Regions from separate parts of the Homo sapiens genome. Here region 1 is linked to region 2. The links are chromatin loops, found by intact Hi-C in ENCODE. Cell type or tissue: IMR-90. All regions are shown on one strand. Each heading gives the region's core, and the rest is flanking DNA. Links, peaks and the distances in the headings are about the cores only.

Region 1 (15,530 bases), core at 5,052-7,551, 820 kb before region 2:
TTTAAGTAGCTTCTCAAATGGCAGCCTGATCAAAGCAATCTAATATGGCTTAAGTGCCAGTGGTTGACATTTTGCATTCTTTTATTGCTTTCCATTTTTATCTACATAAAAATTGGTGATAACTAATATCCATTTGATCTTTTCATTCTGGTAATAAAATGGTAATACAAAGATCTTATTATCTACTCCAGACATCCATCAAAGTACATTTTTCAAAAATATACTATGTGAAGTGTTTCTTCCCTATACCCAAGTCAAAAGCGAGGTCAAGTACTTGTCCTTAGATGCCCCTTCTCTCCAATACTTGGGCACTGGACTGCAAATAGGAATTGAACTTCAGCCCTTGATGCTTTGTTCACACTAATGTTATATGTAATTGTGTTGTCTCTGCCTCTTAAATACACTATTTTCTGTGAGAAGCCAAAAGTACTTGGAAGGTCTGCTTAAATATTTTTTTTAACTCCAGAGTTTTTATTCTTCTAAGAAGACAAGAAAAAAGATAACGGAAGAAACAATACTGGAAATGAAGAAGTAAGAAGAGTGAATCTTAATAGAAAGAAAGGAAGTGCAGGTAGGTGGGAGAACAGACAAATGTAATAAGGCATAAAGAAAGCCACATAATGCAAACAAAACAAGCCCCAGAGATCATGAGTTTATTAAATCTATTTTTATATGGATGCAGAAGTGTCCCTGAGGACGGGTGTGGTGGCTCACGCCTGTAATCCCAGCACTTTGGGAGGCCAAGGCAGACAGATCACCTGAGGTCAGGAGTTCGAGACGAGCCCGGCCAACATGGCAAAACCCCATCTCTACTAAAAATACAAAAATTAGCCAGGCATGCTGGTGCACGCCTGTAGTTCCAGCTACTTGGAAGGCTGAGGTAGGAGAACTGCTTGAATCTGGGAGGCGGAGGTTTCAGAGAGCTGAGATTGCACCACTGCACTCCAGCCTGGATGAGAGAGCAAGAGTCCATCTCATAAATAAATAAATAAATAAATAAATAAATAAATAAATAAATAAAATAAAATAAACGAAGTGTCCCTAAGCCTTCCAGTGAACAAGAAGGTCATTCCGTAATTATGCCATTGATTTGGAAAAACAAAAAGAATAGAAAGCATAAGAAAACCAAGAAACACAAAAGGCTCCCTGAATCCACTGAATCCACTGCATATTTAAAGTAGTTACTGATATGACAATTAGGACTTACCTATAGTTGATAGGAGCAAGTTTAGTTTTCAAAATTTCAATGTATTTACACCTCAAAAGATTATAGGTCTAACGATTTTTAAGGTTACCAGAAGAAGAGAGAAAGAAAAAAATGGCACTACTTAATCATGCAGTACATCACAAAAAAGGCCAAATTTTCAGAAAAAAAATACATAGAAACACATAGCCTAATGAGTTTGGATGTATCGTTTGGAATTATTGGGCACCAAACTTGAAATTGAGACCATCATTATAACTCTGAGATTGACATTAGGCTATGTGCTTTGGCAGATATAAAGAATGCAGAATGAGACTAATGTCCTGTACAGAACCTACTAACAATGCACTTGAGAAAATTTCACAAGCAATAGAAAATTCTTTTTGCATTCTTTATCATTTTTAAATGACTTACTAAAGTCATTTAATACTATGGACCAGGCAAGAGACTGTAAAACAGTCATCTTCTCATGCAAATAATTCACGTGCTAGTCACAAAAGCACCTTGTTCAATATGATTTAAGGTTTCAACAATGATTTGTTAATATTTAGTTTTTGTTAGTACAGATTTCTTTGATGAGTTTTAAAATAGCCTACAATTTGTGTTCCTTCGTTAATTCAGATAGTTTTTTCCTTTTTATGTTAAAAGAATGTGACTGTACAGTCCCTTCCCATCTACCCTTATTAAAGTATCCTTCACTGTCTAAGAAAGAAAGAGGAGGCAAGGGTAATCTGATTGTCCTTCTATTCCTATCCTGGACAGAGGAGAGTGGTGAGCCATGGATAATTCATTTCTGTGCTCACCTTGCAGCCCATGGATTTGGAAACACTGACCTTAATCTAATCCCAAATTGTAGATAAACATATTTTAGCAATGGTATAAGCTAATGAGCATCAATAAACTGAGACTCGTCTGGGATTGTGTGCAGTCACACTCTGTAATCTGCAAGATCAAAACATACATTTGGCAGTGAAATGGCCATTATTCAGAGAGACAGCTTTTTAAAGAAAGTACCCTATCTATAGCTGAAAATAAGCTTTTTTATTTTTAAATGAAAAGAGGCTCTCTTCTTCCATTTAAGGATGCTTGACAGCTTTTCTTCCCGGGGGGGAAATGGTAGCAATAAGGAATTTGACAGAGATAATACTTGGAATTCAGATCTGGCCTTTCTCAGAGGAAATTTTAACAAAGGGCTGTGCCCTAACATGTCCATGGAAAACTCTGTCACTGCATCTAAACTACTGACACAAGAGTGGCTGAAAAAGAAACATTCATTCAGGTTTGAATACATGTAGCTGGACCCTCTACCCTCCTCACCTCCCACCCATTTTTCACTGGCAAAGATTAGATAGTCTGACACTATGTATATTTTCCATATAAAGTACAAATGCTGTAAACTTGGCGGTGGGGTAGGGAAAGAGAAAATGACTATAGGAAACAGCAGCACAATTTTAAGTAAAAGTAGAAAAGTGTTTCTGGGGAAGTTTCCATTCAAACGTAATAACTTAGAGTTTAATATTAGTCTTTAATGTAAGATAATCTTTTATGTTTTACTTTGTATATTTCTTGTGATAATTTTCTTAAAAGATATCAATTGAGGTATTTCATATTAATTTCACAATACAGTTGATAGCTTAGGTATGGCACAATTTTTAGAGATAATGGTGTTATCGGCTGTGATTTAATAAACGTACATTAATTTTCTCAGTCTCAGACAAACCTATGGCTCACAGAGGACACATGTAATAACTCAGTCTTTCATTAAACTGCAAGTTATACTGAGATACAGATATTGTTAATTTAGTTTTTATTGAGTACAAAATGCACTCCAGGTAGAAATCACTGCTCATTTAATCACTGTGTGTTAGGTTTGCATTATCTGGAATGTAAATTCCTCCCTTTCCTCAAAGGTGAGTCTTTTTTATGGAACTTGGGTTTCTTACTACACCTGCTCCCTATTCCCCAAATAAAACAGAGGCAAAGGAAATGAAAATGTTACCTGTTCATTGAATGTTCTTTCCAGTGACTGCTGTCAAGTTAAGGAATGTGCAGTCCTGTCCGATGTGTACACTGGAGGCTCACAATCATTAATTGAATTCAAGTATCACATACTCATTAAAAAGGGAAAACAATTCACTAAACAGCAAAAACCTTTGTCCTCAAAGGTATTATTCTGTGGAATATCCAGAGGAAAAATAAGACTGTCCTCAATACCAGAGTCTCATGATATAAGCCAAATGGCAAACGAGTCTAACAAGGGTAATTATACTATAAACATACATTTAAAAAATCATTGATATAGCCACAGAATACAGAATCACATGTCATTTGAATAATTTTCATTAATTGCTATACTTTGCATAGTTATATTTTGTAAATTCAAAAATTCATGCCTTGTTGCATGCTTCATATAAATAAAATAAAAAGAGTACATAAGGTAGAGGTCTAGAAAGGAATATTGGTCCCCACAAGGATTTTCTAAGATGCAGGAGGGATCAAGAAAACCTACAGCCAGAGTGAGGCACAGATCTGGCTTTGGCAAAGAATATTTTGTGAGTTGCCACTTTGCCTGCATCTATGCCCCCAGCTGAAAGCAAACTGGACCTGGTATTAGATGTGCAAAATGTATATCCTTTTAGGAATGCATGGAGGAGATAGAGTTGGAGAGGAGATTACATATATTTGAAAAATTCCGCTTACGTGAGAGCTTTGACAGGTTATTTTCAGGAACTATTTTGTTCGAGATCTTTTTAAATGCCTGGGATATTGGTTATAATTTATTAACTTAATTTTTAATAAGTCATCATTCTGTTACTTTTTTATTGGTCTGATTGAACAAACTCATTTTAATGTTATTTTTAAAAGAATATTAAATATATGTGGATAGAATTATGAGTTGTAAGAGGCACAGTGTTTGAAACAGTACGTATTTTATTAGGAAAATAGTCTTGTTTTCGCAAGTTTAAGACCTCTATTTGTTCCTCAGAGGATGCCTTATTGCCACTTGAAAACATGGCCAATGCTGTGGGGAGTAGACTCCATCAACTCACATTCAGCATTGTTTTGAGAATAGAAAAAAATTCTTTACTGTGACAGTGAGAGATTAGAAATTTGTTAGAACCATTTTATTTAAATTGCTGATGACTTTGTGTTGTGATCATTGGAGATTTCTTAATGTGATCAGCAAAACCTGGAAAGAAAAAACCTGAGCATTTATGTACAGAAATAAATAAGTTTACACTTAAGATAATGCCACAACTCAAAATAAAATCACAGTCCTTATATCCTTTCAGATTTTCATCCAAATTCAAAGAAAACTCAGTCCATGCATCTTTTCAGACTCATCAGTTTGCATGCATGTCACAGATTTGAAGGGTTTTGGTTATTTTTGCAGAGATATGATTAGGATGTAAAAATTCATCATATAAACATTCTTAATGATCAAGGAAGAACGTTTTAGACGAGTAATTTTCTATGTCTATGTAAAACTTTAGATGGGTTTAATAGTAACTCTCGAAGTAAGAGGAATTAAGTATTTTTTTTTGTATTTGAGTTAAAAGATAAAGACAAAAGAAAATAAGACCCACAATATTTTCTCCTATTTGGTTATGAAGAGAACAACTGGAGTCTAAAAATGCCACTTGCAGTATCTAAATGTCTATAAGGTGCTGGCACATTCTGTTACAAAACACTTGTCACCTCTTTTTCCATATAGAGGTAGGAACTGCAGTGGGAAAGTCTTCAGCTGTACAAATTTAAAAATGAATTTTTACAACCCAGATGATGGACTGGTATACTTTAAAAGTGAGCTCATGAGTTTTATAAACACATTTCTCTTGCTCTCTCTCTCTCTTTTTCTTGACTAGCTTACATCATAATGGAGGAATAACATTTTAAAAATTTTGAATAGGCACTTACTGGAATTACAGTTAATCCTGATACAATCTAGATGGGGAAGAATAGATGAAAAATGAAAATTCATCCTTCAAGGTAATAGCTGCAGACATCCAATAAAATTACAGTCCACCCTTCCGGGGACAGACACATGCAAATATGGCCACTCCATATCATTATTCTTTACATACTTATAAAGCCCAGATGTTTTGTTATAAAAGTTTACCATTGGAAACAACAATAGAAGGTTTTAAAAATGGCCAATTCAAACAAAGCTACATGGTGACAAATCTAAGTGAAGTAAAGAATTGTTAAATGTCAAAGATGTTTGGCTTAGACTGGCTGCAACTTTCTCCCCATCTGTGAAAGAACATATCATTGTTTTCCGCAAAATGTAAAAGTGCTCCGTCACAATGGGGTACAGTGCAGGTTCAGCTAGGCTCAGACATCTTGGACCTCCGAAATCTAATATCCCACAAAGGCCAACAGAATCCTTCAGAATTGCAGTGGTCAAATGGAAAGCAAGTTAAAATTATTCTTATCTTACCCTAAGGGTTTTTGTTTTGTTTTTAAATTTTATTTGCTTGGGCATAAAAAGGTAACTGCCAGATGTTGGCTGGATTCCATACCTTGCGTTAATTGGAGGAGGAAAGAAACAACTGTATGTTTCCTTTAGAAACTCCAGTGGCTAAGGAGCAGTCATTATTCAAGGCACACAAGCCTATGCCTCTCTTAGGAGCTAACAGTGTTATCTCTGTGTAATAAGTGTCGTGGTTCCCTTGATTTTCCTTTCTTGATTTTCCCTTTCTTATATTTGCTTTATATAAAAGTAGCTACTATAAGAACAGAACGTCTTGTATGGGTAACACAAACTGTAATTATAGTGGTTATTTTTAAAAGACTGTAGGATGTTTCATATTTATTTTATATGTATTTGTTGGTTTGGGTTTTATTATTTAATGCCTTTGGAGAACATAAAAAAATAAACCTAGATTCTGTTTCCATATAGCTGAGTTTGTCATGTGTCGTCAACCGCATCAGAAAAGTGGTTGCAAACAGCCAAGGACCAGCACCTACACACCTCTTTCTACAGAATGCTTTGCTGTTCGAAAATTCTCATGAGTGTTTCCACTTTGACTAACAGCAGCTTTACTGCATGCAATTAGGCGATTTGTTTTGATTGGCTTGTAATAACCTGTCATCGTCACTAGAGGGTACTCTAACAGAACAGTAAAGGAGAGTGCTCTGTGTTCTTAAAGTAGTATTTTTTTAACCTTAATATTTAACTTAATTTCACTAATATTAATTAAATATGATTATATGCAATAAGATACCAATGGGATAATTTTATATTTTATGAGTTATCGTTCTGCCCAGCACAATTTGAAAATGTAGGTGGGGTTTCCACAAATGCCTTGCCTCATCACATTTTATTACTCCTTTTTTGGGGTAAATCTATGTAGTTTCAAATTTCATTTTTCCCTCTCTGTTTATTCATTTCTATATACGTGTGTTTAACACTGTCAAAAATACAGTAAAACCTCATTAATTTTGACTCCTCTTATTTTGAAATAATGATAACACTGAAAATTTGGGCAGAGTATTTATTCTTCCTTTGATATGAGCAAAGATCTCTTAAGAAAAAAAATTAAACTCATAAACAAACAAGACTTTGAAAAGCCAAGCGTGGGAAGAAAACTGATTTCCAATACTTCATGTTGATGGCATAGTTTGCATGAAACGATGTGCTAATTATAATTAATTTTTATCCAACCATTAAAATCAGCCTAGAGAGCCCTTTCCGTGATAAGACTTTCCAAACTATTATGTTTTTGAGTATAATTTATAAAAATAAAAACTGCTTAAACAAATTTTAAAATCTGCAATTCAGACTTTTTCCTAATTCAGCCTGGTTTTTCCCCATAATTCATCTAGATTGGTGAGGTTTTACTGTAATGGGTCTTTCTTAATGCTACAATTAAGCAGGAAAGCATTATCTTTCTGTAGAAGAGCCTGTGTCTCTAGTGTTCTCATGGCTGTTTGCTAAGGGCCGCAGACTTTGGGCATTGAAGGGCTGTGGATCGCTGTTTGATAGCAAAATACCACCACACAGTACTCCGAAACAGAAAAGACAGGGTACCACAAAGGTGATTATTCAAAGGAGAAGCCCATGGAGTAGAGTAAGAACAGCTCTTGATCTAGATAACAAAGCAGAAATTTGATATTTTGTGCAAATCCTTTCTAAGAAGACATGCTTTTATTTATCTGCAAGGATGTCACCTACAACCGATCCAAATGTCAGTGAATATATCAACAGAAAATTCAGCTTGAGGCAACCTCAGGCTTAATAATTTATATTTTCAATTAACCTCACTGACAGACATGGCCTCTCTTTTAAGAACCCTCAGTGGTAGAAATCACAAAACAGTAAGTTATGTTAAACATAAAAAATAAAATAAAAAATAAAAAGATGCCCCCGAAAACCTCAAATTACTTTAAATGATGGAAATAAGACCATTAAGTGTTTTAATTTTCCATGGCAAACAGGCTACTTGATCAATGTTTGCAGGCAAATTGAACAAAAAGTAAAAAAGTGTTAGTTCAATGGGGGAAGGCAGGTTGTTACCTAGATTGACCGTCAGTTTCACACGTCCTGCGTCTAGCTCCAGGCGGAGGGTGTCAGCAGAGTCTCTAGAAGTGGTTGCCATCAGAATGCCATATGCACGCTGGGATCGGAACCGTAAGGAAACATCCTCAGCCTCCGTATGCATGACTACGGGGAGCTGAATTTTCATAAACATGCTCCCATCATAGCTCAAAACCGTTGCCTCTAGAGATGGAAAATGAATATGATAAGTTCTTGGATGGTATAGCGCATTAATACTTTAAAGAGGAAAAGGATCATTTATTATCATTTATTTAAGACTTCCAGAACACAATACTACAAAATCAATTCATCTTCTTCAGAAATAAACAAAACTGTGAGCTGGAAAGAGAAGTCACAGTAGAGGACTTCCCTTGTGAGATATTTGCTAAAGCCCAGAAACAGAGATATCAGCAGTTCCTTTTTTTTTGTTCCCAGAGCACTTTCTACCTATAGCATTAATCATGTTGAATTTTGAGTGTTTGATTATATGCCCCCCTTCTCAAGAGCAAAGATCACGTTCTTTTGTACAGCCACAGTGTGAGCCTAGTTTGAAACACCAGCGAAGTTGTGGATTTTTTTGTTGTTGTTTTTGTTTGGGTTTTGTTGTTGTTTGTTTGTTTGAGACAAGGTCTGTATCCCCTAGGCTGGAGTGCAGTGACAGGATCTCAGCTCACTGCAGCCATGACCTCCTGAGCTCAAGCAATCTTTCCACCTCAACCTCCTGAGTAGCTGGGACCACAGGCGCATGACACCATGCCAGGCTAGCTTATTATTAATACTTTTTTCTAGAGATGGGTCTCCCTTTGTTGCCAAGGCTGGTCTCAAACTCCTGGACTCCAGTGACCCTCTCGCCCAGGTTCCCAAAAGGAACCTGTGCCCAGCCTCCAGCAACTTTTCAATGCATGTTTATGTATGGTAAGCCCACTGACTAGTTCTGTGAAATTAGTCAACCTTGCCTTGGCTCTGAATTATTCATCTGCACAATGAGAGGGTACTGCCAGAAGGTTTCTCAGGGCTTTGATCTGTTCTGAAAACCTGTAGTTCTAGGAGAAGTTACTGTCATCATTTTTTTTTCATAATCTCTGCCCTGATAGAATTATTTTTAAAAGAAAAAAAAAAGAAATATAGCTTAACTATAGGAACTAGGCCAATACTTTACCAAAGGTGATGTTCAAAAAGAAAAAAGAAAAACTGATATTACCAAACAACAGATAATACTTCTTTTGAGCCATTATGTTTAGCAAGGTAATTTTTACAAAGGCTTCCTTTTAAGGAACTGTTACTTCCTTTTAAGATTAATTTATAGAAGGGGAGTAACTTTAAATATTATCTATAAGCACAGCCCTGGTGTCCTGAATAAGTTCTCATGCAAAGCAGTAATGATGTGCTTTTGCTACACTAAATAAGCATGGGGGTGGGACTGGGGAGCTTGTGAGGATGTTTGTTACTAAACTAAGGCAGATGGCATCAGTAGGGAAGTTGCTTAGTACTGTCTTAAACACACAAAGAAATGAATAAAAAAAAAACTGTTGATGACAACCTGACGGCTTTAAGAAATAGTCAGGACTCCTTAATGTTAAGCACCATATGGTAGTGGAATATTGCAAAACAAGCGTGAATCAGTTTGCTTTCTCATTGGTTCCGATAACTCAGGATGCTACTTAATAAAGAAAAACTACCTGGAATTAAAATGAACCAGGAAATTTTCATTATTTTGCCTACTTACACAGCATAGCAATTAAGTGTACTGATACAACTGTGTTCAATATTAGGACTATATTTAGAGTTGTGGTTTTGTAAGTTTATTTTTCAGAAAGTCAAGTACTGTTTCTATAAGACTTTAATCACTATTTGTTGTCATGATGGGATTAAGTGAGAACCAGAACCTCTCTAAGCACTGAGTGTTCCAGGTCTCCCTGCTTAGGTTAGCTCCCTTCTCTTTTCCATCTACCTCTTGACTTAAGAGATCTCAGTCAACTCATATGCTCACTCCTCTAATATTTATTAAGCGTTCTGACTTCTCTCCTGAGCTGTAGCATTCATTGCCTATTGGAAATTTTCAATTGGAATATGAAATTTCAATTGGAATATTTCAATTGGAATATTATTAAACTCTTGATTTACTCCCTTCAAAAATGAACAAACTCAAAACATGCTCCTTCTTCAGTCTTCTCCATCTCAGTAAACATGATAATCTCATTGCTCAGACCTAAAGCTTTCTGATTTCTCTTACTCTCTCTGCCATGTCCAATCCATTTGCAAGTCTGCAAGTCCTAAAGGCTCTAATTCCAATCCACATTCTGAATTGATTGCTGTTCACCTCTGCCACTAATGTCCCTCAGACTTTGCTCTCATCTCTCACCTACACCACTGTAGTAGCTCCCTCAACCGTGTTCCTACTTTTTTAAACCTACAAAGATCAGTGTGACCCTGGCCCCAGTCCATCTCTCTGGCCTCAGCTTTAAGTATGTCCCGCTTCTTGTTCAGTGAGCTCCAGATACACCAATTTCATGATCTCACTGAAGTGTTTGCACTTTTAGATCCCTCTGTTTAAAAATGTTTCACCCCAGATCTTTAAATAGCTGGTTCTTTCAGCATTTAGGTCTCTGCTCAAATGTTACTCCAGAGAGACCTGCTACCCACTCCAGTTATTCAATATATATTCATCATTTCACTTTGTTGAAATGACCATTTCTTGTTTGTAGAGTATTATCTGTATATGCCCTTTAGAATACAAGTACCTTGAGGGCAGAGATCAGTCTCTCATATGCATTGCTCTATCAGCAGCAAGTGCCCCCACAATGCCAGGCCCACAGCAGAGCCTCCATAAATATTAATTGAATCAATAATTGCACACACACACACACACACACACACACACATACACACACAGTGAGCTAATTTCAATTTGAATACCAAGCTTACATAAAAGCTTACCAAAGAAATTAAGTATTTATTCTGCTTATTGCAAGTGAAATCTAATTTCAGTACTGTGCATGAACGAAATATGTAATAAGGTCCACTTTGAAGGCCAAAATTGGGCTGCAGAAGATAGGCTAGGGAAGTGTCTATTTATCAAAACAGGGGCCTCATGGTTAGGCAATGCCCTAAGCACTGATAAAACAAAATATGGTCTTTCAAAAATATAGTGGTTCTATATAATATCATATTTTTTTCCAATTAGACAAAAAGTTTCCCAAATGGGAGTAAAATCCCAGTGGTCAAAGACCAGTGCAAATAATCAAATTGCTGTTGCTCAAAAAATAATGAAAACCTGAGTGTAAAGTTATAGTGAATTCTAGAGAGAAAAATGCTTGTGGTATAATTTTAAAAGAAATTTGATCTTTACTTTTGTTTTTCCTAAACTAGACAATCATGACCCATATCTGTAAAGCAACAAGCACCCGAATAAAAGTGTAAAAGTCATTATCATGTGTTCAGTTACTTTGGTTTCATATAGATAAAAGGATCAAAACAGTGTTTGTTTTCTCTTCTTTATTTAATCTCTATAACTAGGCTCTATTATTCAATAATCACATTTTTGAAATAATCATATTCTTCTGGGAAAAGTAGCTTGATTTGATTGAAAACTAAATAGGGGGCACCTCCTTTAAGAAATACAGATGACTGACAATGGATCATAAATATAGTGTGAAATACAACCCAGAGAAAAAAATAATCAGAATCATTAGCCTTTAACATTCTCCAGAAAGCTGCAGGACTGAAATAACATAGTAAAGTAATAAAACTAGAGTGCCCCCGAGTGTCATGTTAAATAATTCTCAATGTGAAAATAACTTGTTGATAAATGACAAATGAAAGCCTAAACGATTCCTCACAATTAGAGTTAATGTTTAATTAGACAAGAAATGGAAAATGCACAGGGTTGTAGTCTAGAGTTGCCAAATAAATGGTAAACAACATTCTGACATTTGAAGGTTATGCTATTTGGCAGCATCCTTGAACACTAGTAAAATTATTTCATCATTTAGAATATACAATAATTCTTTAAAAGGCTAATTCCAATACAATACTTCCCACTGGGGGAGAAAACCAGTTTCAACTTTGTCTTCTATATCTCCTTCTCCCTTGTCATTAAGTTTGATAAATTTCCTTTTCTACATTATTCTTTGTTGCAGTCTAAAGTGTACACCTGTGCTCAGTTTTGCCGAAAGGCAGTCACATATTGTGATCAACGATGAAAATCAGACAGGGAGCCAAATTATATTGCTCTGACATCTGTCCCTCCATCTGTTAGAATTTAACAAACAGTATAAAGCAGATCTCTGATTATATCAATGCTCTTATTCTTACATATAACAGAATAATTTTTATATGATCAAGTCTCCACAAATTCTCAGTTTTATTAAAAATAAAGCAGAAGGGAAGGCGCTAAATTTAACTTTTATTCATTGAACATTATTTCTGTACTACTCCTTCTTATAGGATCAATACATGTAAAACAAAATACTCTCTTCTTGTCTGCCTAAGTTAGCAAGTATCTTATTCTTTCTTATAAACTCCTTTGCTTCCTTAGGCATGATAAACATCTCCTATAATGCAATTGCAACATAATTTTTCCATGTTGAACTTTCTAAATCCAAGGAGCTGAACATGTTTTTTAATTACTTTGAATAATTATTTTCATAAATTATAAATTATCAATTTTTGCTCAAAGTTAATAAGAAAACAACTTTAAAAGTTCTCTTAAAAAAAGAAACTTCAAGAGTTGTCAACTCTTATTTGATCAACAACAGCCTTAAGTGACCAATGTGTGTCTGGAGAAGAAACTCTGTCAAAGCCCCCTGTTTTAAATTGGAAATTCGGAGGTTCAGGCACAATCTTGTGTTAACTGAACTAGGGCATAATAGCCACGAACTGGGCAGAAGCCAAATTTTGTGGTATTGAGCATGACAACCATCACACATTTCCTTTGCTTTCAGGAGGCACCCTAACGTGAGCAAGAAAATTACTTCTGAAAAGCAAAGGACTCACGCAATACACATGGGTAGTCCAGTAACAAGAACCACCCAAAAATGCATACAGCCAACCTGGAGACAAAGAAATCTGCAGAAACCTGCAGCCTCCTATCAGATAAAGACGTATGCTGAATCCCAATGATGAAGTTTGCTATTAAATTCTCATTTACAAATCTACATATGCTTGCTGCCCCTTTTTCTAATCATTGCAATATATAAATATTTCTTCTCTCATCCTGGCTCTGAAAGATCTACAATTTCTATTTTCATTTTTGCCATAGGTAGTAGCGGAATATTGCCACAGGGTGGTACACCACGCATAGTTAACAGAAAGCTTCCGTAATTCATGTGACAGTTGAGTTATACCCTTTTTTCAGCTTCACTTAACCAAGAGGCATCAGAACAACTGGCAGCTCTCTGGGTGATTAAAATTAAAACAAAACCTTAAATCGTGCAAGTCCGCTAATCTCATATTATGCGTAACTGTATTATACCTTGCAAGCTTTGTTACATTGTTCATCCTTTTGGCAATTTCCAAAAACAAAACTAAACAAACAAACTAAAATTAGGAAGCAAAATGCAAAGAGGAAACTTATAAAGAATATACACCATACTAACTAAACTATATAGAAATAGCTAAGTTGTATTGACAATTCACAGAAATGCCGGTTAGGTACTATCATAAAGAGAATGAATATATCTGTATCTATGTGATAACATACCCGTCTACTGACCCATCTAATTGCATGACCTACAATAATAACAGCATATGGTAAGTGGTTTAATATATGATTTCTATGTTACTATTAAATATTTATATTGTTAATATTAATCTCAGAACTAATAAGTTGATGTACCTCCTTTTTAAGATAAATAACCAAAATCAGGTTTCAATTTTGGGTTTCACAAAACAACCCCTCTTTTTCCTAGGAGGTTTTCGGCAAACTGAACTGAACTATTTCAGGAATAAAAAAGGGAAACAATAAATATTCATAGCTTAAAAATAGATGCCAGGTAATTTTAGGCTAAATATGTAATAAAGCAATGTTATTTGTAGCAGGTGAGGACAATGGAACAACTCATCAATATTTTTTCATATTGATTTTTAGTTCCATTGTTGAAAATAAGTGGCAATAGGTGTAGTGACTAAAGCATTTATCTGAAACACTGGGTCGATGGAAGAATAAACTTAGAACTATTTGTTCTGCTATTTATTCCTTTAGCCTGTTCTGCAGATCAACTGGGATGGCTATTGCCCTTCAGTTTTCTTTGAATCCTCATTCCTTTTATTGTATAGGGTGAAAAAAAAGAAAAATAAAATGTGGGTTTGCCTCCTGTTAGAAAAAGAGAGGCAGCACCTGCTCAGAACTTCAATAGGCACAGCTAAGTCTTAACAGCAAATTGGTAAATGAATCCTCTGCAGTTGGTTAGGTCCTAGCCAAAGGTAAGTACTTTTTCTATTAGGGTACACTTCCAGAAATGTTGGTGCACCTTAGATGATTGAAAGTCAGCTTACTTTTCAGAGAGGATATTGCCTCTTTTGTAAGTTGACTGAAGTGAAATGAGCAGGCTAACTTAAGTCTCACCCAGTTGTGTCAGGGAAGTTGCAACTCATAGCTTAGCTTGCCTCAAATGCTATTTCTTAGCATGGGTATTAGCACTAGAAGCCATAGGTATGTATAATTCATGCCTCTTTTACTGTCTAATGTTCTGAAGTTAAAAACTGGGCAAAAAAGACAGCAGTTACTGTCTATAATACATCTTAGGCTCATACTCTAGAGGATACTAAAGATTCAAGTTTCTATTCCTGCAATATACTTAAGAACTGTGTCCTTTCAGAATCAAGCTCTTTGAAAAACATTAAGAGCTCATTAGTAATCCATGTCAGGTATGGCTGCTCAGCTTGCAAACAGAGTTTACTTCAGTAGAGTATACATTACGTTTCAATGGTCAGTGCAGGTTTGAGGTCAACATTTAATAAACTTTTCATCTCAGGGAGTTGGCTGCTGGGGTTTTAGAATCCTACCTCTCTCACAGGACCTGCCAAGATAGCCTGTTCCGGAACAATCACAGACATATCTGTTCCACCCATCCCTGCACATGCCATTGTTTTTGCAAGGGTTGCTAAGGCACGGTTTTGCTGTTTCCTTTGAGCAGGAAGGCTTCACTCCAGCAGTACTTTGAACTTCAGCCATTTGCCGGATATCTTTGCTTTGGCCATCGATGAACAAATCCCTGATGCAGCCCACGTAGCCATAGTTGAGCAGAGCAGTCCACACCTCGGTGGGGAAGACAAGGCCAGCTTTATTTTCTGGCAGCCCCCCCAGGTACAACTCATCATCCAGGTCCAGAATCTCACTCTCACCAGGAGCAGTGTAGGGAGTACGCAACGTGTTGACAGAAATGGTACCTATTTCAAAGAGAGGAGAATGCACAGGTCTTTAAAAAGCACCAACGTGTTATAATTATCTTTCTCTCTTTCGTCTGCTTGATGGTTAACTCCTTGGAGGCAGACAATTATTATTATTCTTTCTGTCCTCACTTTTTGGTATTTCCTAGAGAAATTAAGATATCTGTGGTATTAAGAAACTTTAGAAATAAAACAGACTAAATGGTTCCATTTGAACTCGAGAATGGAAACCTAAGTGTACAGCCAACAAATAGTGTTTGAGAGCCTCAAACAGTTCAGTCAATGCATGTATACATACATTAAAAATAAAGAAACTGTAATTCTGTATCAGTCTCTAGAAGAAAGTCAGATTCCCCTGGGTTAGTGCTTGTTTTCAAAGCCAATATTCAATTGCAA
Region 2 (15,530 bases), core at 5,886-8,385:
CTAAGGTTATACTACCTAGTACTGCCTTTTAAAATGTATAGAGCCAGGCTGGATGTGGTAGCTCATGCCTATAATCCCAGCACTTTGGGAGGCCGAAGTGGGTGGGTCACCTGAGGTCAAGAGTTCTGGATCAGCCTGGCCAACAAGGTGAAACCCCGTCTCTACTAAAAATACAAAAATTAGCCGGGTGTGGTGGCAGGCGCCTGTAAACCCAGCTACTTGGGAGGCTGAGGTAGGAGAATCACTGGAACCTGGGAGGCAGAGGTTGCAGTGAGCTGAGATCTTGCCATTGCACTCCAGCCTGGGAAACAAGAGCAAAACTCCGTCTCAAAAAAAATAAAAAATAAAATAAAATAAGATAAAATAAAATAAAATGTATAAAACCAGAGGGCCAGGAGTGAAAGTGACTCTTCAAACATTAAACAACGATGTGGCAGCAGAATTAGTACTTAATCTAGTGCTCCTTCCACCACACTGTTGTGCTTTTCCGATTTCCGTATTTCACACCTGGTATTTTCATCCTGTGCTACATTTCTGCTTATATCTTGAAGTTGCTTGAAATATTTGCTTGAATAAGGCAGGTATAAAATAAATAAATAAGTTAAATAAATTGCCGCAACAAATTCTTTAGAAGTTAACACAATTACTTGCAGATCCATTTTTATAGTGAATTTTCTTACTTATGGCCTTTGTAAAGACAAATCATACAAAGATATCTGGGTCAAATACCAGTTGTTGAATCAGTTGAAGGTCTGCAAAAGTCAGTAGTGCAGTGTTGCAATGAACAGTTTAGTGTTTTCCCTTTAAAATGTTGTCTGAGAATTGTTTTCAGATTTGAAAGTCCTGCCTAAAGCCTTTTGAAACAGATTCTTCTGAATGTAATATTTTTCTGTTCATCATTAATTGTCTTTTGGAAAATGATGTAAATGAGTTTTACCACAGGCAAGATGGGGGCTCAGTTACAATTCCTTCCAATGCTAATGGCAGATTTTTGAGAAAACAGTAATGCTTCATAAGAGGACTTCAAGTATCTAGAAAGAAATCGTGAAAATTCTTGAGTATTGAATTAATAAACCCTAATGCTAATATTATTACTATATTACTACTAAGAAAATGAATAATGATAATCCACACATTCATTCATTCATTCAAGTAGTGTTATTGAGCCCCTTGAGTTATAAGAGAGACCAAATTATGTGAAGAATAATGTACTAAGAGATTGAGGTGGGAAAGATCTTAGTATATTCCAGTATATTGGTTAACAATAGTAGCTAGCATTAATACCTTATTTATTATGTTCTTGAAACTTATAATTCTATTTGCAGGCATTTAATTCTTACCATCATCTTATCATTTAGTTTCTATGCCTATATTCTTTTTGGAGATGAAGAAACTGAAATGTTGTCCACTTCTATATGTATTTATGGTGAGACAAGTGCTTTATGGTGGTTAAATATATCACAAGGTAGTAAATAAAGAAGGCAGATTAAAAGCAAAAAGAATATCAAAGTTTTGCTGTCTGAGGTAAATAAAAATTTTTACAATAATTATCTCTGATGGTAAGCCTATATATAATATTTATTTGCTTTATAACTTCATGTATTTTCCAAATTTGTTTTTTAAATTCATTTCTTACATTTGTGTGATTTCTATAATAAAAATAGATAGTATTTAAACACTTAAAATAGGCACACAAAACAAATGTAAAAACCTAAAACTTGGCTAGATATCCTTCATATTCTGCCTACATGAGTCTAGCTTTGAATACTGCTGAGAAGGAAGACGATCAAGCCACAGGGTCAACTTACACCAATACTCAATGAGTCTTGAAAGGCTCAGGTTGGATAAGCCCCAAAATATTCAGCTGTGCAATTGAAACTTAACCCGTATCATCTAACCCTCTGAGGTTTATATTGTAATACTGAAGATAAAATATGGCTGAACTGAGTAGATAAAAGCCAGAAGTATAGTTAAACTCATTTTTTCTTATAGAATTTTGAATTTATTGGTGCCATTATTACTAAAGGCATTTTAATAATATAAATTAAAATATGAATTAAGTTATAAGCTGGAAAGTGTTTATGTTTTTACTTTTAATTACAGCTTAAAAATGGCATCAATATTTGTTTTTCCCTGTCGATATAATTGATAGGTATTTATGTAACCACACTTTCACACAGATATACACACATGCATATATATAATATATATTATATTATACATAATATATTTACTATTAAGTATTTGTATAATATATATTATGTTATATAGAATATATTTACTAAGTATTAATAGTAAATAAGACTAGTTTTTAATCTCTTATTTGTTGTTTGATTTAAAAAATCAAATAAGAGATTAAAAACTGTAGTAAAACTTTATGCATATTGCGTATCATTCAGATACTTATTTGTGTAGGTACACATACAGAGATAGCAGTTCAGCACTGTTATATGTCCATCTATTTCTCTCAGATAACACAACCTACATCAAACAAATATACTGCTTGCTCTTAGTATACATAAAATTCTGCTCTCCAAATTGATTTTTGACTAAAGGTAGTAAATATTTTTGCTTGACAATAAAAATAAATCTTTGTCATCAGTTTAAATACCTGCATACTATTTCATTATATGGCTAAATTATAATTTACTGAAATTTTCTTTTAATGATGTACATTTAGATTATCCATTACATGTCACTAGGTAAAGTACATTCCTAAAAGGAAGACAGAACAATCACCTGAAGAATTATTATGAAAATTGTTTAAATAAATGTATACCAAAAATTGGTACAATATCAGATGCACAGCAGCTAAAATATACATCTTTCAGATGAGGAATATAACCAAAGAGTCTACTATAAAGTAGGATATAATGCAGATGATCACCTTGAACACTTTCAAACTAGGACCAATGTAAGCAATTATACAAGTGAGAAATGTAGAAGATCTAAAAGCTGAGACCTAACATATATTATTTTAAAAATTAAAGGTTAGTACACAGAAGACAGATTAGGTCCTTGCATATAGTATCAGGAGATAAAGCTAAGATCAGCAGGGGAAGTTGCATAGAGAAAAATAATGGCTCTGAATTACAATGGTTCCAAACCTCTGTGGCTGAATAAAATTGCCTCAGCCACTCAGCTTCTGGCTAGAACGGAGTAACAGAGAGCCTTTTCGCTCTTTCATCCGAAGCAACCAAAAAGTCAATGAAAATAACTATTCAGTGGTTTGTAAGAAAAGGTAAATGAAACAACAAAGGACAGTGGTCACTACAAGACACGAAACACATCAGGTAAGCTCTGATTGCCCCAGCGTAAGGCCTTCAGAGGTAATATACTGTTTAAACAAACAGGCAAAAAAGAAAATGTAATATGGGATTTTTAAAAATACATTTAAAAGTAAAATGTATCCCAGTAACAACATGGACATGTGGAAAGGAGACATGGAAGTACATTATAGTAAAGTTGTTATATGTAAAATGGTATATCACTTGAAAGTAGACTGAAACGTTAAAGATGCATATATAAATGCTAAAGCAACTACATACATAACAAAGATTTATAGCAAATAAGCTATGAAAGGAGATAAAACAGAATTATAAAATATTTTCAATTTCTTTCCAAAGAGGACATAAAAACCTGTACAAAGTACAGCTGGGACAAATAGAAACAACTGTGTGCTTATAGAATAAAACCTAACAATACCAATAAATCAATTAAATAGAAAATGTCTAAATATTCCAACGAATTTGGAGATGGTCAGATTTGATTAAAAAAATAAACAAGTCCAAGCCTATACTGGCTACAAGTAATGCACTTTAAATATAGAGTCAAATATATTAAAAATTAAAGGATGGAACAAATGCCATGCCAACACCAATCAAAGGAAAGCTAGCATGCCTGTAAGATCAGGAAAAGATATCTTAGAGGAAAAAATATTAACAGAGAAAAAAATGTCCCTGATAAAAGGTCAGTTTGTTAACAGGACATAAAAATTCTAAATGTTTATGTACCTAATAACAGAACTTCAAAATACATGCAATTAAAACAGAACTTTCAGGAGAAACAGACAAATCCAAACTTACACTAAGAAGTTCAAATAGCACCTTTCAATAATGGCTGAAACAAGTAAATAGAACATTAGTAAACATAAAGATTTGAGCAACACTATTATGCAACTTGACCTTATTGACCTTCACAGAACATTGTATTCAACAAGGATAAAATATATGTTACTTTTTAATGAATACACTTCAGATTGACCACATTTTGGGCTATAAACCAGTTGTAATAAGTTTAAAGGAGTTCAAGTTATTCAAAGTATATTCTGTGACCAAAATGGATTTATATTAAAAATTAATAATAGAAGATGCTTAGAAAACCCCAAATATTGGAAGACTAAATAAAATTCTATTACCTTATGGGCAAATGAAGAAATCTAACTTCAGGGCCAGATGTATTTATTGGTGAAATCTATGCAACATTTAGGAGGAAATAATACCAGTTCAACACAAACTTTTCCAGAATATTGAAGAAGAGGGAATACTTTATAATTTATTGTATGATATCAGCGTTACTCTGATATCAAAGTTATAAAAAGTCGTTACAAACGAAGAAAAGTACAGACCAATATATCCTATAAATATGAATGCAGGCCTGGTGCACGCTTATAATGCCAACAATTTGGGAAGTTGAGGAGAGATGATTGCTTGAGGCCAGGAGTTTGAGACTATTCTGGGCATCATGAAGAGACTCTGTGTCTACAAAAAATGTAAAAATTTAGCCTGGCATGGTGGCAAGTGCCTGTAGTCCTAGTTATTTGGGAGGCTGAAGTGGGAGGATTGCTTGAGCTCAGGATTTGTAGGCTGCAGTGAGCTGTGATCACCCCACTGCATTCTAGCTTGGGTGAAAGAGCCCCCTCTCTAAAAATAAAAATAAAATGTTACATAAAATTTTAGCAAATCTAACAATATATAAAAATGATACTACATCATAACCAAGTATGCTTTTTTTTTCTTTTTTCTTTTTCTTGTTTTTTTGTTTTTTTTTTTTTGAGACGGAGTCTCCCTCTGTTGCCCAGGCTGGAGTGCAGTGGCGCGATCTCGACTCACTGCAAGCTCCGCCTCTCAGGTTCACGCCATTATCTTGCCTCAGCCTCCCAAGTAGCTGGGACTACAGGCGCCTGCCACCACGCCCGGCTAATTTTTTTTTTTTTTTTTTTTGCATTTTTAGTAGAGACGGAGTTTTACCGTGTTAGCCAGGATGGTCTCGATCTCTTGCCCTCATGATCTGCCCGCCTCGGCCTCCCAAAGTGCTGGGATTACAGGCGTGAGCCACCGCGCCCGGCCCCAAGTATGCTTTTTAATAAGATATTGGTTTAACAATTAGAAATCAATCAATGTAACATCAATTCTTGATTAAACACACACACACACACACACAAACGCACACACACACACCTCATGGCAAACTTGGAATACAAAGAAACTTCCTCAACTTGATAAAGAGCATTTATGGAAAACCCATAACTAATATATTTAATGTTGAAAGACTGCCCTATCCTAAAAACTGGCAATGAGGCAATAATATCTGCTTTCTCAATTCTATCATTATTGTACTGGACTTTCTAATTAGTGCAATCAAGTAAGGAAAAGAAATAACAGGCATCCTCGTCAGAAAGAAAGAAGTAAAATTGTCTATTCTTAGACAATATGAATGCTTTCTTAGGAATCTAACAGAATCTACAAACAAACTATTAGGACTAATAAACGAGTTTAGTAAGGTTGCCAGATACATTAATATACAACAATCCATTTGATCTCTTTGTATAAGGAACACACATTTTAAATTTGAAATTTGAAAAATATTATTTAGCATCAAAAAATGAATACTTAGGAAAAACTTGAAAACATATATAAAAGACGTATAATACCAGAAAACACAAGGCACTGTTTAGATAAGCTAAAGTGTACCTGAACAAATGGAGAGATATGTCATGTTCATGTGTCAGAAGATTCAGTATTGTTAAGATGTAAATTCTCTCCTAATTGATTTATAGGTTCAAAAAAATCCCAATAACAATTTCAGTAGCCTCTTTTTGTAGAAATTAGGCAATTGATTATAAAATTCATATAGAAATGCAAAGACCCAGAATATCCAGAACAATTTTGAAAAAGAATGAGGTTGGAGGACTAATACAACTTGATATCAAAAATTATTACAAACCTCTGGTAATCAAAACAATGCAGAATTAAGATTAAGGTAGACAAATGAATGAAATGAAATAGAGGGTTCAGAAATAGATATTTGTAGATAAGTGTTTTCCTAAGTATGGAAAAACATCTCAGTGGAGAAGTGATAGTCTTTTGAAAAAATAATGTTGAACCAATTGGCCATTTACCATTTACATGCAAGAAGAAAGAACTTTAATTCATTTCTCATAGCATATACAAAAATTGAATGAAAATGGATCACGGGTCTTAAAATTGGGAAAAGCAAAGTGAAATGAAAGATAAGAAACAACCATTATAATTTTGTGCTGGGCAAAAGTGTCTTAGCTATAACACCAAAAGTATTGCCACAGAGTTTTTGCTCTATAAAATATATGAGAATGACATAGAAGAAAAGGAAATATTTGCAAATCACATATCTGTGAAAAAGTTTGTAAATACTAGGTAAAGAACTCTCAAAACAGAATACAATATTAAAAACAGGCAAAAGATTTTACAGGAAGCTAACAAAGGAAATATTAGAATATCAAATACACACATAAAAAGATACTCAACTTCGTTAAACCCAAGGAAACACAAATTAATACAAAACTGAGGTATGAAAACAAATTATTAAATAAATAAAAATAAAAAGTTTGTACATACCAAATTTGGCCAGGATATGGAAGAGCTGGAACTCTCATACATTTCTGGTGAATGTATAATGTTGAAACTAATTTGGAAATTATCTTGGCAACTTCCTGAAAAGTTAAACATAACATATCATATGATTTACGTCACCCCACTTGGAGATATTTACTCAGGAGAAATGAAAGCATTTGTACATACTAGGGCTTATATCAGAAATATCCATAGTCCTTTTATGATAGCTGAAAAAAGAAACAAACCAAAGGCTCATCCACAGATGAATAAATAAACTGTTATCTGCTCATGTAATGAAATGCTATTTAGCAATAAAAAGGAATAAACTGTTGATATACAAAAAATAACTATGATTCATGAAAGAGGCAAGCCTAAAAAACATCATACTTTATGATTTCATTTACATGAAATCTAGGAAGTACAAACTATCATCTAGTGAAAGAAAGGAAATCACTGGCTGCCTGGGAATCGGGTAGGGAAAAGAGGGGAGGAAAGGATCACAAGAAGCACTAAGAAACTTGTGTAGGTGATGGATATGTTCATTATTTTGATTGTTATTATAGTGTCATGGATGTGTACTTATTTTAACGTTTATCCGGCCGGGTGCAGTGGCTCACTCCTGTAATCCCAGCAATTTGGGAGGCCAAGGCGGGCGATCTCCTGAGGACAGGAGCTCGAGACCAGCCTGGACAACATGGTGAAACCCCATCTCTACTAAAAATACAAAAATTAGCCAGACGTGGTGGCATGCGCCTGTAGTCCCAGCTACTTGGGAGGCTGACGCAGGAGAATTGCTTGAACCTGGGAGGCAGAGGTTGCAGTGAGCTAAGATTGCACCACTGCACTCCAGCCTGGGTGACAGAGCAAGACACCATCTCAAAATAATAATAATATAATAATAATAATAATAATAATAATAAAGTTTATCCAATCGTACACCTTCAATATGTGTAGTTAACTGAATTTGGTTATACTTCAATGAAGCTGTTAAACAAAAAACACTTCGTAGACAATGAAGTATGTTCAAAGATGGAGTAGACTGGTACAGCATTTTAAATTAAATGTGTTAGACATAAACAGCATGTGTCATATGACTATATTTTCCTTTTACATTTCCAAACAATAATATTCTAGGATGATAGCTGCATGCCACCATTTATGAGCTCATTCTTGTCAAATGCTCTCTCCATCAAAGATTTGAATTTTCCTGTGGGTGAGGAAAGTTATCATTTTAGGAAAAATAAGAATGGTTCTGATCATGTGATACCAAAACCTACAATTCAGTCCAAATATATTCACCATGTAGTGTAGCCTCTGGTTTAAAACTGAGAAAATATAATGAGAAAAAAATGCAGTGGATCAAATAAAATGAAAGGAAAGAAAGAAAAAGACAGAAAAGAAAAGAAAAGGAAAATCCTCATCTGAGAGTCATCCACCTGTCTTCCTTGCATGACAGGGTACAGGTTATTTCTTCTTTCATCAGTGACCTAGCTATTTGGCATTATGAATGGAATATGGATCTAGTGGTCTTTCTGGATGTTATAGATCTCTCCTATATCATTAGAGACTTGAATTCATACCTTTTGTGTGTTAGATCATAAAAAAAGGTGCAAACTGAAGGATAACTTTCATATATTGGATACACAATATTATATTGTATAGCATAGAAATAAATTTTTTAAATTGCTAAGGAGAAATATGTGACCTAATTTTACATAAATAAGGTCTCTAGTCTATACAGCAAATTTAACTCTGGGTAATTCAATGATTCAGTGGTCTCCTTCCTGTTAAGACTTAAAAGTGAAAAGCTCAGACAAACCCATCAAGTCAGGCCACATTTTCTAATTCCTAAAGACCCTTTAGGTTCCCACTCAAATGTAAAGTAGTATCATCTGAATCTAAAACAGGTCATTATTAGGTCACTGTAGATATTAAGCCATCTCTAGGGAGTTAAATAATAAAAAACACCCTTCAGATGTGAGGCTGGAAACTGTTTGACTTATGTTAATGCTGATGTGCACTTAGTGTTTTAGAAAAGGATTTTATTACTATCTAAAAGCAGCACTATATTAAACCCACAAATTAGCTTCTGTTCCGTTCGAATCTCATTATCTTTATGTAGGGCAAAAGTCCGGCAAGCCAGGGGCAAAATCTTACTTTCTAAATGGAGACTTCACTGGGGAAAATGATGGACTGTTAAGCCAAACAGTATTTACTGCAGAGAGTCCACATGGGACTGGGGTAAGAAGACATGAACAGTACAAAGGCATCTGTTGCCTGCTCATTGGTAGACAGGAAGATCCATTCTTTTTCCTTGGCATTTGGTGCTGCTTTCATCTTTCTAAAAATGTATTCAAAATTAATTTTTAGTTCCTTGCTTTTAAAAATTCCTTTTGGGTACTCAGTTCTAACTCAGAAACATATTCTAGCCATCACCTCTTTTCAGGCTTTTTGTAAAGATCAAGTCTTCATCTTTTCTGGGCATAGCATGAGATCACTGATTTAATACTTTGTATTTCTTTTATCTTTTCCTTTTATGATCTATCATTTATCCTAGATATTTCTTTAAAAGACCAATGGTAATAACCAAGCAAGTATGGAGAAGATATCCTTGTAAAATGTTTGTAAAAAACAAACCTGGCTAATTAAACATTATTCAAAGGAATATTTTTTACCTGATATACCTAATGTAAATTATTTGATGTATTTGTGGGGGCAGTTAGTCATCTATAAAAATGGCTAAAAGGCTTCTTTGTCCTATAATTCTGTGAAAAAGAAGAATTAATTGAATATGATTAAAAACACATTTCAGAATTAAATCTACAAAGTTTGCTATTTGGTTAAATCAATATGAGAGTGAACCACAATAATGTTATATTTGGAGCTTTTATGTTATCCCCAAATCCCTCTTAATTCTAGAATTGGCACTATATTTACTATAAATCAGAATTTTCTATATTCTTACTTTGTAAATTAAATGAATGTTTACTGAGCATTCTCTGCATTTTAGGTATGGTGATGACCACCAAGATATAATGGTGAAGAGGCATAAATGTTGCCTTTCTTGTGGAGATAAAGCTATTTTTTATGGGGAAAAAGTGTAAATAAATAAAAAATTAAATACAGTAATGGAAATCTATGAAAAGTGCTATAGAGAAGAGAAGGAAGATGCTGCAGTATATAATATCAAGGAGGGAGGCTTCTGTAGCAAGGGCGTTTCGAGAAGGACCCTTTGAAGGAGGTTAAGAAAATGATACGTAAGCTGAAACCTGATTGTTGAAAATAAGCTGGAAAAATGGTGAAAAGGGGAAGAGCAATCTAAGGAAAGACAACAAAAGTTTGAGAATCCTTTTCAAGATGAGTTCCAGGCATTCTAGAAAATGAAATAAACGCACAAGGTTGATGAGTTGTAAGCTTTGAAGAAGGGAAGAGCTGAGGTTAGGGAGATGAAAGGAGGAGAAAGTGGCATGAGATGAGTAGGAGTTGGTCAAGAAGCAGATGCAAGACCATGCATGCTTGAATTTCTCTCTTCATCTACATGTGACCCTGGCCTTACTACTTTTCATTGTATGTCCCACTGAGATAAGGCTCCTTGTTATCAATCCCTTTCTTAGTATTTGCTTATGCTGGCACACACCAGCATAACCTCAAGAAGGCAATTTAATCTATATTCACCATCAGTTTCTATTCACTTTAAGAAAATATACTTTTTCTTAACTATTTGGTTAGGTAAGTTTGTTTTGTAAAACTGTTGCTGAGCATTTACTTCAAAAATTTACAGGCTCCCTCCTTCGTATCATCAGGTACCTAATGAAGATGAAATAAAAGCTTATAGAATGAGTGGAAAAAATGGGAGGCAATAGCAGTAGATATCCACCTCCTCCATCTTCCTGCTGCCATCCCTTCACCCTTGGCCTTGAAACAGAAATTTCTCAAGGGCCTAGCTCCACTTCCCCTTAACTGAGCCAGATGACAATGCCTCCTTCTGAGCAATGCTTTAGTTGTATGGGTCACTCTCTTCCTGCACTGGAGAGGGTCAGAGGGCTGAGATTAGTTCTCAGGATGACTCCTGATGAAAGTAATATAAAGCCACTTGTAGAAGCCCTTGCCTATATCAGGACTTCAGAGCAAAATCTCCGTCTCTGTCTCTGTCTCTCTGTCTCTCTGTCTCTCTCTGTCTCTCTCTCTGTCTCTCTCTCTCTCTCTATATATATATATATGTGAAGGAAACAAAGTTGATAAGGTAAAGGCATATATACAATGTTAGCCACTGAACATAGCTGAAGGAATGAATAAAACTAGTTAGAAGATTTAACAACTTATTCTTGGGTTTTTAATACTTATTTGTTTCATGGCGTATACTTTTAGGTTACCTATTGATATGGATTGGCTGTTGCCCCACTCATAATTATCATCTTGAAGCTCCCATAATTATCATGTGTCATGGGAGAGACCCTGTGAGAGGTAGTTGAATCATGAGAGCATGTTTTTCCTGTGCTTTTCTTATTTATATAATATATATATATTTATATATAAATAAATATATATATATAATGTGTGTGTGTGTGTGTGAGTGTTTGGTTGTGTATGGATGATGATAATTTTCTTAACTCTTATTGGCTTATTTCCAGAGGAAAGTGAGGTCTAATTAGTAGGGACTCAAATAATTTACCTAAATTATGGAAGATGTTTAATAAAATAGAATAGATGGATGGCTGGATTGTGTTGGCTAGTACAAAATAATCTTTGATTCACAATATCAGAGTCAGACCATCATCAGTTTGATTTGTTTTCTTTCTACTCTAAAGAAAGAAAAATTCTCATAAACAGTTCACAGTCTGCTTCTCTTGTTTTTTCCCAAACCAAATTTGTCATAAACAGAGTTTTAGGATGTGTGCACTACATATTGTTTCACTTAATTCTTTTTCGTAAATCCTCTTTCCAGTTATCTGCAAGGAGGGAATTACTTCTCTCCTTTCCATGGTGTGGAAGCTTGTATTTTCTCACACAAAAAATACAAAAGGAATTCACAAATATTCAAAGAGACTTCAGCATTAATAACCAAACCAAAACAAACTCTGACTATACAAAAATACTCTGTCTTAGTAAAATAAATGTTAAAAAGTAAAAATTAATTTTTCGTACTCTCAAACTTATTCTATTATACTTTAAAAATATAGGCAAAAGAGATACTAAATTAGAAAGATATATACAAAAGCATCTTTAAAAACCCTCATGTTTGCCCAAGAGTCATGTATGTAGTGTGTGTACACACAGCCTGTAGTTTAAAAGAAATCTTTTAAAAATGCAAGAGATCACGCCTGTAATCCCAGCACTTTGGGAGGCCGAGGCGGGCGGATCAAGAGGTCATGAGATCAAGACCATCCTGGCTAACACAGCGAAACCCCATATCTACTAAAAATACAAAAAAATTAGCCGGGCATGGTGGCGGGCACCTGTAGTCCCAGCTACTTGGGAGGATGAGGCAGGAGAATGGTGGGAACCCGGGAGGTGGAGCTTGCAGTGAGCCGAGATCGTGCCACTGCACTCCAGCCTGCGTGACAGAGCGAGACTCCGACGCAAAAAAAAAAAAAAAAAAAATGCAAGAGAGGTAAAGCCAACAGAACCTGCATTTTGTTGCTTCTGCAAGTGTAGAAATGAACTCAAATAATTCTTCTGCTGTTGTAGGTAATCTACTGTTATCACTACTTCTACTCTCACAACCATAGTTAAAATTTATTAAAGTCTTAACTTATGCCAAGCACTTCTCTAGGGCTTTACATATATATTTTGTACTAGGTACTCACAACAACCCTCCAGAGTAGGTACCATTATTATAACTATTTTCAAATCGGAAAACTGAGGCATATATATTAGGGAAATGATTCAAGCAGTGCTATGAGGAAGTTATAAATTGAGGATTTACCTCACGCATTCTGACTTGAGAGCCCAGTCTTTAAGTCACTGCACTATGATTGCCTTCCATTAGCAAAAAGAAAGAAAGTTGAGAAGGTAAATGCATGTATGCAATGTGAGCTACTGAACATAGCTGAAGGAATGAATAAAACTAGTTAGAAGATTTAACCACTTGTTCTTGGGTTTTTAATATTTCTTTGTTTCGTGACATATACTTTTAGGGTACTAATTGATATGGTTTGGCAGTGTTGCCACCCAAATCTCATCTTGAAGGTCCCATAATTACCATGTGTTGTGAGAGGGACCTGGTGAGAGGTAATTGAATCCTGAGGGCATGTCTTTCCTGTGCTGTCCTTGTGATAGTGAATAAGTCTCATGAGATCAGATGGTTTTATAAATGGGAGTTCCCCTCCACAAGTTCTCTTACCTGCCACCATGCAAGACGTGACTTTGCTCCTCATTCGCCTTCCACCATGATTGTGAGACTTCCCCAGCCATGTGGAGCTGTGAGTCAATTTATCCTCTTTCCTTTACCCAGTCCTGGGTATGTCTTTATTAGCAGTGTGAGAACAGACTAACACACCTGTGATTTAATGAAAATGCATAAAATCCATCTTTGATTGACTATCAATTACTTAAACAAATAATTTACCTTTTAGTCTCATCTGAATGGATATTTACATTAGAGAGGAAAATCACACATGCACAAATACCTGTCAATATTAGAGAATAATTTGTCTATTTCACCCTGACATAATGATAGTATTTATTTATGAGGTTTAGTTATTCAACTGTTATTTTTGCATACTTACTAAGTGCAAAGTTCTATGGGAACATAAAGGGTAAAAAGAAGACACAGCTCATTCTTCATGCAATTTATTATGTAGGAAAGGTAATACATGTGCATGAAATTAGTACAGTCTAAAATTGAATATGTATCAATGATAAATGTGAATAAGGTAATATGGAAATTGCGTGGTTGATCTTTGCTCCAAGCAATCTACTATAGTTCTGATAGCACACCCTGCAACCTCTGATTGCCAAGATGTGTAATTCAATAACATCCTTCTGTAATAAAAACCTTATTTTTATTACATGGTGTGTGAAGTAGAATTTTATTTTATTTAGACTTAATTATTTTATCTGTCAGTATTGACAGATTTTAACTTTTTGACACATTAAACATTTTGTTCTACATGGTTTATGATGAGAAGTCTGCAGTTACTCTAAATTCTATGGTTTTTTTTATATAATGGCTGTTTTTTTCTGAGGCTGCTCTCAGGATATTTTTCTTTACCTTTTATTTTGAGCAATTTGTGGGAATCTAGGATTTTTTTTCATATTGATCTATTTTCGGATTTGCTGCCCTTCTTTAATGTGTAAATTTATGTCTTTCACCAAATGTGGAAAGTTTTGACTGTTATTTCCTCAAATAATTGTTTTCTTCCCCTTTCCTGCTCACTTTTCCTTCTGGAACTCCAATTGTGTTTATTTCTGGCCATGTGATACTGTCAAACAGGTCCCTGAGGCAATCTGTCAATCTTTCTCTCTCTAATGTATGCATAATAATACAATATAACATAAAATGCAATATAATATATACTATAATGTGTAAATATCATAATATTAACTATAGCTATAGCTCTCAGTTTTACTCTTCTTCAGATTAAATAATTTCAATTGCTGTATCTTTAAGTTTACTGAATTTTTGATATTATGCCTCTCCAGTGATTTTTTTTAAAACACTCGTATTTTTCAATTCTAGAGTATTCATTTGGAGCTTTTTATAGCTTTAATTTCTGATATATCTTATCATTTTATTCATTATAAGCTTACAAATCTGTCTAGTTGAGCATAGCAATAATAGCAACTTTAAAGTACTTGTCTGATAATTTCAAGATCTTGGTAATCTTGAGGTTGACATCTATTAACTGCCTTTACTGTTTAGAAGAAGCATCGTTTAAAAATATTTTTCATCTAATATTTTTGAATTATACTTTGGAACTTGTACAGGGTGTGCCATGGAGAATATAGATTCTTTTTCATCTCCCTGAAAAATTTCATTTGGTTTTAGCAAGACAATAACTTATTTAGAATCAAACTGAAAGCTCTGTTTTGTATGCAATGGGCAGCAGCTTAAATCTTACCAATTCTGTTTTCCTTAGCTAGTCTTTTTTAAGTCTCCCTTGTGCCCTGGTGCATGAGCAGCTGCAGAATCAGGCAGAGGTTTGGGCACAGTTTGCAGTCTTATCACTTTCGTGTGGCAGTGGTTGTAGTGGTTGTCATAGACTCTGTCCTCTAGTTCATCAGGTTAATACAATGGTAGGTTTTTATCTCAATATAGTTGCTATTGCTGTACTGCAATCTGCTCTCAGAATAAAGCCATAACATGGAGAAATTCAATCCATGTCAATTGCTTCTTCCAAATTTCCATCCCCCTACAAAATCTGCCTGCTTTTGCTCACTCTGAAGAGCCTCAACATGCATAGGGTGTCTATTCAACAAAGTTTTTCAGGATTTGGTAAATGTTGCATAGTTCATTTAATGATCATTGAAGATATAGGTAAGAATCATCTTTCTCTTTAGTCTTTGTTTTTCTAAAATGCTTTTTATGAGTATTTTTTTGTTTTCTGACGGGTTTTCTATACCCTATTTTTTTATTAAAAATAGTGTGTAACTCTTTTGGGTCATGGTAAGACAAGGGTTTATCTTTCCTAAACAGTATAAATCTCCTAGACACCT

What was found. Hi-C counts contacts between places; a loop is a spot of excess contacts. Peaks named below come from ENCODE experiments on the same cell type or tissue, not always from the same donor. Only the 100,000 strongest peaks of a DNase experiment are listed, where the experiment ranks them.
Region 1: a loop joins it to region 2, with 4 times the contacts of the local background. A loop is called at or near these places in 2 of 110 quality-filtered maps.

What each region holds. Positions count from the first base shown.
Region 1 is chr2:50,523,503-50,539,032 of GRCh38, forward strand. NRXN1 (neurexin 1) reads right to left here. Exons shown (of 23, transcript NM_001330078.2): 10 at 14,751-15,134; 11 at 7,725-7,928; 12 at 5,123-5,149. Among named protein-coding and RNA genes, the nearest start is that of MIR8485, 160 kb to the right of the region's middle. In IMR-90, for the core only: a CTCF peak has its summit at 6,304 (motif pointing right); a DNase peak (open chromatin) is centred at 6,309.
Region 2 is chr2:51,343,254-51,358,783 of GRCh38, forward strand. All of the region lies in intron 3 of NRXN1-DT (NRXN1 divergent transcript), which reads left to right. It overlaps LOC105377627 (a long non-coding RNA gene), which reads right to left and starts at 6,944. Exons shown (of 3, transcript XR_001739090.2): 1 at 6,876-6,944. In IMR-90, for the core only: no CTCF peak of the experiment used is centred there; a DNase peak (open chromatin) is centred at 7,018; H3K4me3 peaks cover 644 bases; H3K27ac peaks cover 1,176 bases.